2 separate regions of the Homo sapiens genome follow, and region 2 is linked to region 1. Evidence: read pairs that join two places in POLR2A ChIA-PET (ENCODE). Cell type or tissue: Panc1. All regions are shown on one strand. Each heading gives the region's core, and the rest is flanking DNA. Links, peaks and the distances in the headings are about the cores only. Region 1 has its middle 13 kb from the start of PVRIG. Region 2 has its middle 2.3 kb from the start of PILRA.

Region 1 (2,903 bases), core at 210-2,709:
AACCATGAAGGGAGGGGTGCTTTCCAGGCAGAGAAGCCCATGTGTGTGCAGCCACATGGAGGAATCTTTCCTGATCCCTCCTCCTCCAGGCAAGCCCTGTCCTCCTCTCTCTCTTCCCACACTCTAGTTCCCTGGGGATGCCAAGTGTGTCCCCAGTACTACAAGCTGTGGCTGTACACACATGGGGTTCTCTCTGCCTGGAAAGTGCCCCTCCATTATGTTTTCCACCTGGCAGGGGGCGGGGTGGGGAGGGGCACTTAATTTTAATTTTAATTTTTTTTTAAGAAATAGATTCTCAGGGCCGGGCGCAGTGGCTCACGCCTGTAATCCCAGCACTTTGGGAGGCCGAGGCAGGTGGATCACGAGGTCAGGAGATTGAGACCATCCTGGTTAACACGGTAAAACCCCGTCTCTACTAAAAAATACAAAAAATTAGCCGGGCATGGTGGTGGGCGCCTGTAGTCCCAGCTACTCGGGAGACTGAGGCAGGAGAACAGCGTGAACCTGGGAGGTGTAGCTTGCAGTGAGCTGAGATCGCGCCACTGCACTCTAGCCTGGGTGACAGAGCAAGACTCCGTCTCAAAAAAAAAAAAAAAAAAAAAAAAAGAAATAGGTTCTCAGGCCAGGCGAGGCGGCTCACGCCTGTAATCCCAGCACTTTGGGAGGCTGAGGTGGGTGGATCACCTGAGGTCAGGAGTTCTAGACCAGCCTGGCCAACAGGGTGAATCCCCATCTCTACTAAAAAATACAGAAATTAGCCAGGTGTGGTGGTGGGCACCTGTAATCCCAGCTACTTGGGAGGCTGAGGCAGGAGAATGGCTTGAACCTGGGAGGCGGAGGTTGCAGTGAGCCAAGATCACTGCACTCCAGCCTGGATGACAGAGTGAGACTCCATCTCAAAAAAAAAAATCCAGGTTCTTATTATGTTGCCCAGGCTGGAGTGCAGTGGCTATTCACAGGCGTGATCATTGCACACTACAGTCTCAAACTCCTGGGTTTAAGCAATCCTCCCACCTCAGCCTCCCAAGTAGCTGGGAGTAGAGGCATACACCACCATGCCTGGCTCTTTACTCTTAGCTGGGTTCACTTCAAGTGTTGCTTTAGTTCTGGGAAGTCCTCTTAAACTGTGCCCTTGCCAGCTAGACACTTTTATTTTTTTTATTTTTAAGAGATAGAGTCTCGCTCTGTCTTCCAGCCTGGAAAGCGGTGGTTCAATAACAGCTCACTGCAGCCTCCAACTCCTGGGCTCAAACGATCCTCCTGCCTCGGTCTCTCAGGTAGCTGGGACCACAGGAACATGCCATCATGTCCAGTTAATTTAAAGTAATTTTTTAGTAGAGACGGGGTCTCACTATGGTCTCAAACTCCTGGGCTCAAGTGATCCTCCCACCTTAGCCTCCCAAAGTGTTGAGACTAAAAGCATGAGCCACTGCGCCCGACTGAAGATGTTCTAAAGCACTTTGCAGGTTTCAGTGAAACATGTTCCTTTTCTTCTGGGTTGATCTAATTCTCAGCTGAGTAGTGCCATACCTACTTACTACTCAGGAGTCTTTCCTAGGGCGATCTCAAGAGCAGGAGGGGAGGGGACCCTCCAGAACCCAGGGAGAGAAGGAAATACACTCTGCTGTTTTTCTAGCTGACCAGCAGATGGGGGCAGAAATAAGAAGGTAGGTGGGGGCAGAAATAAGGAGGTGGGTTGGGGACAGAAATAAGGAGGTGGGTAGCCAGCCCTGACTTCGGGGCATGGTCCAGCCGAGCCCCTAGGGAGAGAAGCACTTACCTAGGAATCCTTCCTCATCGACAATGATAGTGTAATCCTCTGGTGTCTCAGTCAGACTGAAGAACTTGCACCTGGATGGATGGACAGACAGACACAGAATATCTCATTAGTCCAGGCAGGTCCCCTGGGGCAGCTGCCCACCCGTGCCCCGGGGATGATGTCTCAGTTTACCCAGAGTTCCAGCCCCAGGCTGCTGGGTGACCGCGGGTAAGTTGTTTATCTCTCCCTTCATGTCCCCCTACTCAGTTCTCACTCAGGAGAGGCACAGAGATGCTGATTGTCCCCACTGTACCCCCGCAATCTTTGGGGACCTCTGAGCCAGTCAGCCCCTATGATTGTGTCCAGGCCTGAGGGCCCGAGATCCCAAGTTTTCTTGGAGGGAAGAAGTGGCCAAAGGGTGGCTCCAGTGTGGGTCAGGCAGAGGAGCCGTCTTTTCCATGGCCCTGCCACTGTAACCTCTAGGTGTCTGTTCCCATCTCCCCTCCCATTGTCTTGGGCTCCTCCTCAGCAACTCTGGAGCTCCAAGTCACAAAAATGCCTAATTCCCACCAGCTGACTGACAGCCCAGCCCTTGGTTAACTTTCCATCCCTAAAGAGAGAGGAATGCGGCCATCCGTGACATTTTTGGGACATGGATCTCTGCCCCACCTCACATCACCTCTGATAGCACCGCTCAGCCGGGGAGGTATGTTGCTCATCTACCCCCAAAACGAGACCATCTGTTCCCCAAAAACAGGGACCAGAACTGTGACCCTGCTGGCCTCAGTCCTGGGCATGGTTTTGGTGCCCAAGTCTGTGTCCAGGCCGCTCTCAGGCTGGGCTTCAAGGCTTTTGGTCCTTGGGTGATGGGGGTCATCACCCCCTCAACCCCCGTGTCCCTGTTCCCCATTTAGCCAGAACCGCACCCCCACTGCACCCTAGAGAGTATTGCAAGCAGAGATGGCAAGTCCAAGCGTGCACAGGCAGAGGCTTGCAGGAAACTGACCCCTGGCCGCTTATCTGGTGTTCCGGCTCTCAAGCACAAAGCCAGGCATGGGCTCTGCATCCCCACCCATTGAGGGGAGCCAGGACAGAAAGAAGCCCACAAGTAACCCAGGTGTATTTGTCTGTTCTCATGCTGCTA
Region 2 (2,903 bases), core at 297-2,796, 140 kb after region 1:
AAAAGTAGCCGGGCGGGCATGGTGGCACGTGCCTGTAATCCCAGCTACTCAGGAGGCTGAGGCAGGAGAATCACTTGAACTCAGGAAGTGGAAGTTGCAGTGAGCCGAGATTGTACCATTGCACTCCAGCCTGGGTGACAGAGCGAGACTCCGTCTCAAAAAATAAAAATAAATCAAATGCACCTGCTGGCAGGGCGCGGTGGTTCATGCCTGTAATCTCAGCAACTTTGGGAGGCCTAGGCAGGTGGATCACCTGAGGTAAGGAGTTCAAGACCAGCCTGGCCAACATGGTGAAACCCCATCTCTGCTAAAACTACAAAAATTAGGTGAGCATAGTGGTGGGCACCTGTAGTCCCAGTTACTCGGGAGGCTGAGGCAGGAGAATCGCTTGAACCTGGGAGGCAGAGGTTGCAGTGAGCCGAGATGGTGCCACTGCACTGCAGCCTGGGCGACAGAGTGAGACTCCGTCTCAAAATAATAATAATAATAAAACAAAATGCACCTGCCATTTCTTTCCATCAGGTATGGCCATGGAAATGAGGGTCATAAGGGAAGCAGTGTATCCTCACAGATCCCCAGAAACGAGAGACACAGCCATGCAGGGCCACTTGGGAAAGCACCAGGGTCCCTCAGGGAGTAGAGGAAGCCAAGGGAACACAGGGGTGAGACCCTTTGTTATGCTTTCCCTGGAAAAGGCAAGGAAGGGTATGCAGGTTTAGGATTGGCTAGTTAGAATAACGTTAGCAGGCTCTGGGGATTAGAGGCTGTCATTTGTTATTTGGTGTCTGGCCCAGGATGATGAAGGCAGAGAAATACTGCCTTCTGAAGGGTGAGAGGCAGCTAGAAGAGCTGGTTCAGTGTTGGGGCCCTGGATTAGCTGGTTTGCATATGAAAGGCACACTCAGCCAGGAGCCGTGGCTCAAGCCTGTAATCCCAGCACTTTGGGAGGCCGAGGTGGGCAGATCACAAGGTCAGGAGATGGAGACCATCTTGGCCAACGTGGTGAAACCCCGTCTCTATTAAAAATACAAAAATTAGTTGGGCATGGTGGCACGCACTTGTAATCCCAGCAACTTGGGAGGCTGAGGCAGGAGAATCGCTTGAACCCAGGGGTGGAGGTTGCAGTGAGCCGAGACCGTGCCACTGCACTCCAGCCTGGCAGCAGAGTGAGACTGTTTCAGAAAAAAAAAGGGACACTCTCAGAGGGGTCATTTGCTAGCTCTAACAACTGGCTGGCTCTGGCAGGGGCAGTCCCTCTCTCTGCTCTTGGAGGTCCAAGATGCCAGAATATCAGCAATCCAGTGGGGCTTGGTGAGGTGGCTCACACCTGTCATCCCAGCACTGAGGGAGGCCGAGGCAGGAGGATTGCTTAAGCCCAGGAACTTGAGACCAGCCTAGACAACATAGTGAGACCCCATCTCTCAAAAAAAAAAAAAAATTAGCCGTGTGTGGTGGTGTGTGCCTGTGGTCTTCACTACTTGGGAGGCTGAGGTCAGCAAATTGCTTCAGCCCAGGAGTGATGGTGATCGCGTCCCTACACTCCAGTCTGTGGACACTCTAGTACCTTGAGGACAGTACAGCCTGATTACAGAAGCTTTACAGCAAGTCTTGAAGTCAGGTATTATAAATCTTCCACCTTCATTCTTCATTTGTAAAGGCCTTTTGGCTATTCTAGGTCCTTTGAATTACTGTGAGAATATTACAGTTGGCTTGTGAACTCCACAAAGCCTATGGGATGTCGATTGGGATCAGAGGAAAGCAGGAACGGTGGGTGCCAAGGAGAGGTGAGGGGCTGGGGGCAGGGACGGATGTGGCCAGTGAGGACAGTAGGATACTTGTTGGGGGAATGTGGGGACATCCAAGCAGTGGTTCTCATAATGCGGTGCAGGGTACTTACCCCCTCCCTGCCCCTGCTCCCCACACACGACTTCCCACGCCTCTCCCATGAGCACCTGCACTAAGGGGCTGCATTTAGGCTCTGCCCACATTGGAATCATGCCCTCCTCCAGGCCCTCCTCCTCCTCTCAGAAGCCCTGTCTGTGAGAGAGCCACAGCCCCAGGCTCAGTCCCAGGTTCTGTCACTGCTGTTGGGGGAGGGAGGATGAACAAATCCAGGAGACCTCACACCATCCCAGAGCAGAAATCCTGACACAGAAGGAATCTCCCATGGGGGTTCAGCTGGATCCAGGGCCTGAAAGTGACATAAACATGCATGTTGCATCTAAGGAGACTGCACGTGGCAGCATTGGGCAGCATGTGCCCTCCAGAGCTACCCAGAGGCTGTTGGCTATAAGTTCTATGTGGCCCCCACATTGGACAGCCTGGTAAGCAGGTGACCTTTCAGCCAGGTCCTCAGGTGGGGCGGGCCACCCTCTCGAGGCCCTGCCCAGACAGCCAGGGGGTCCCTTGTCCTCTCTGCAGCCCATCTTTCCAGCTGTGACCAGTTCAGCCCAAAGCCCCCGTCCCTCAGTTTCCCTGTGGGTTGAATGGAGATAATGTGTCACCTCAGAATGTTGTGAAGCAGAGAATGAGGTGTTTAGGGCCTGGCTCAGACGGAGGGGTTTCCTGAGCATGGGGAACCTGTTTCCTCAGGCCTGTAAAGGGAGGGAGGGCGGGCCGGCCTGGCTGGCCCTGGGAAGCACAGAGGAGCCTACTAGGACCAGGGAAGAGACTAAGAGAAGGGAGGCCCGTCCCTGCCTGCTTCTGTCTCAAGAAGGCTGATGTCACTTCCTCTGATGAAATCCTGTCTTCCCCCACGGCCCCTCAACTGATGCCACCTCACCCTGGAGAGGGTGGGCAGAGCCTCCTACGGAGGGAGCCCTGTGCACCACCAAAGCTCCCTGCTCCAGTGACCACCCCCGGGCAAAGGCCGGCAGATCCCCGTTAGAGATGGGCCCAGGACT

The links. ChIA-PET counts read pairs that join two places held together with the same protein. Peaks named below come from ENCODE experiments on the same cell type or tissue, not always from the same donor. Only the 100,000 strongest peaks of a DNase experiment are listed, where the experiment ranks them.
Region 2: POLR2A ChIA-PET joins it to region 1 with 27 read pairs; 4 of 35 experiments call an interaction of 5 or more read pairs at or near these places.

Annotation. Positions count from the first base shown.
Region 1 is chr7:100,231,824-100,234,726 of GRCh38, forward strand. It overlaps the pseudogene CASTOR3P. Among named protein-coding and RNA genes, the nearest start is that of PVRIG, 13 kb to the left of the region's middle. In Panc1, for the core only: no CTCF peak of the experiment used is centred there; no DNase peak of the experiment used is centred there.
Region 2 is chr7:100,369,695-100,372,597 of GRCh38, forward strand. It overlaps a transcript of PILRA not described here. Among named protein-coding and RNA genes, the nearest start is that of PILRA, 2.3 kb to the right of the region's middle. RefSeq lists an enhancer at 710-1,461. In Panc1, for the core only: no CTCF peak of the experiment used is centred there; no DNase peak of the experiment used is centred there.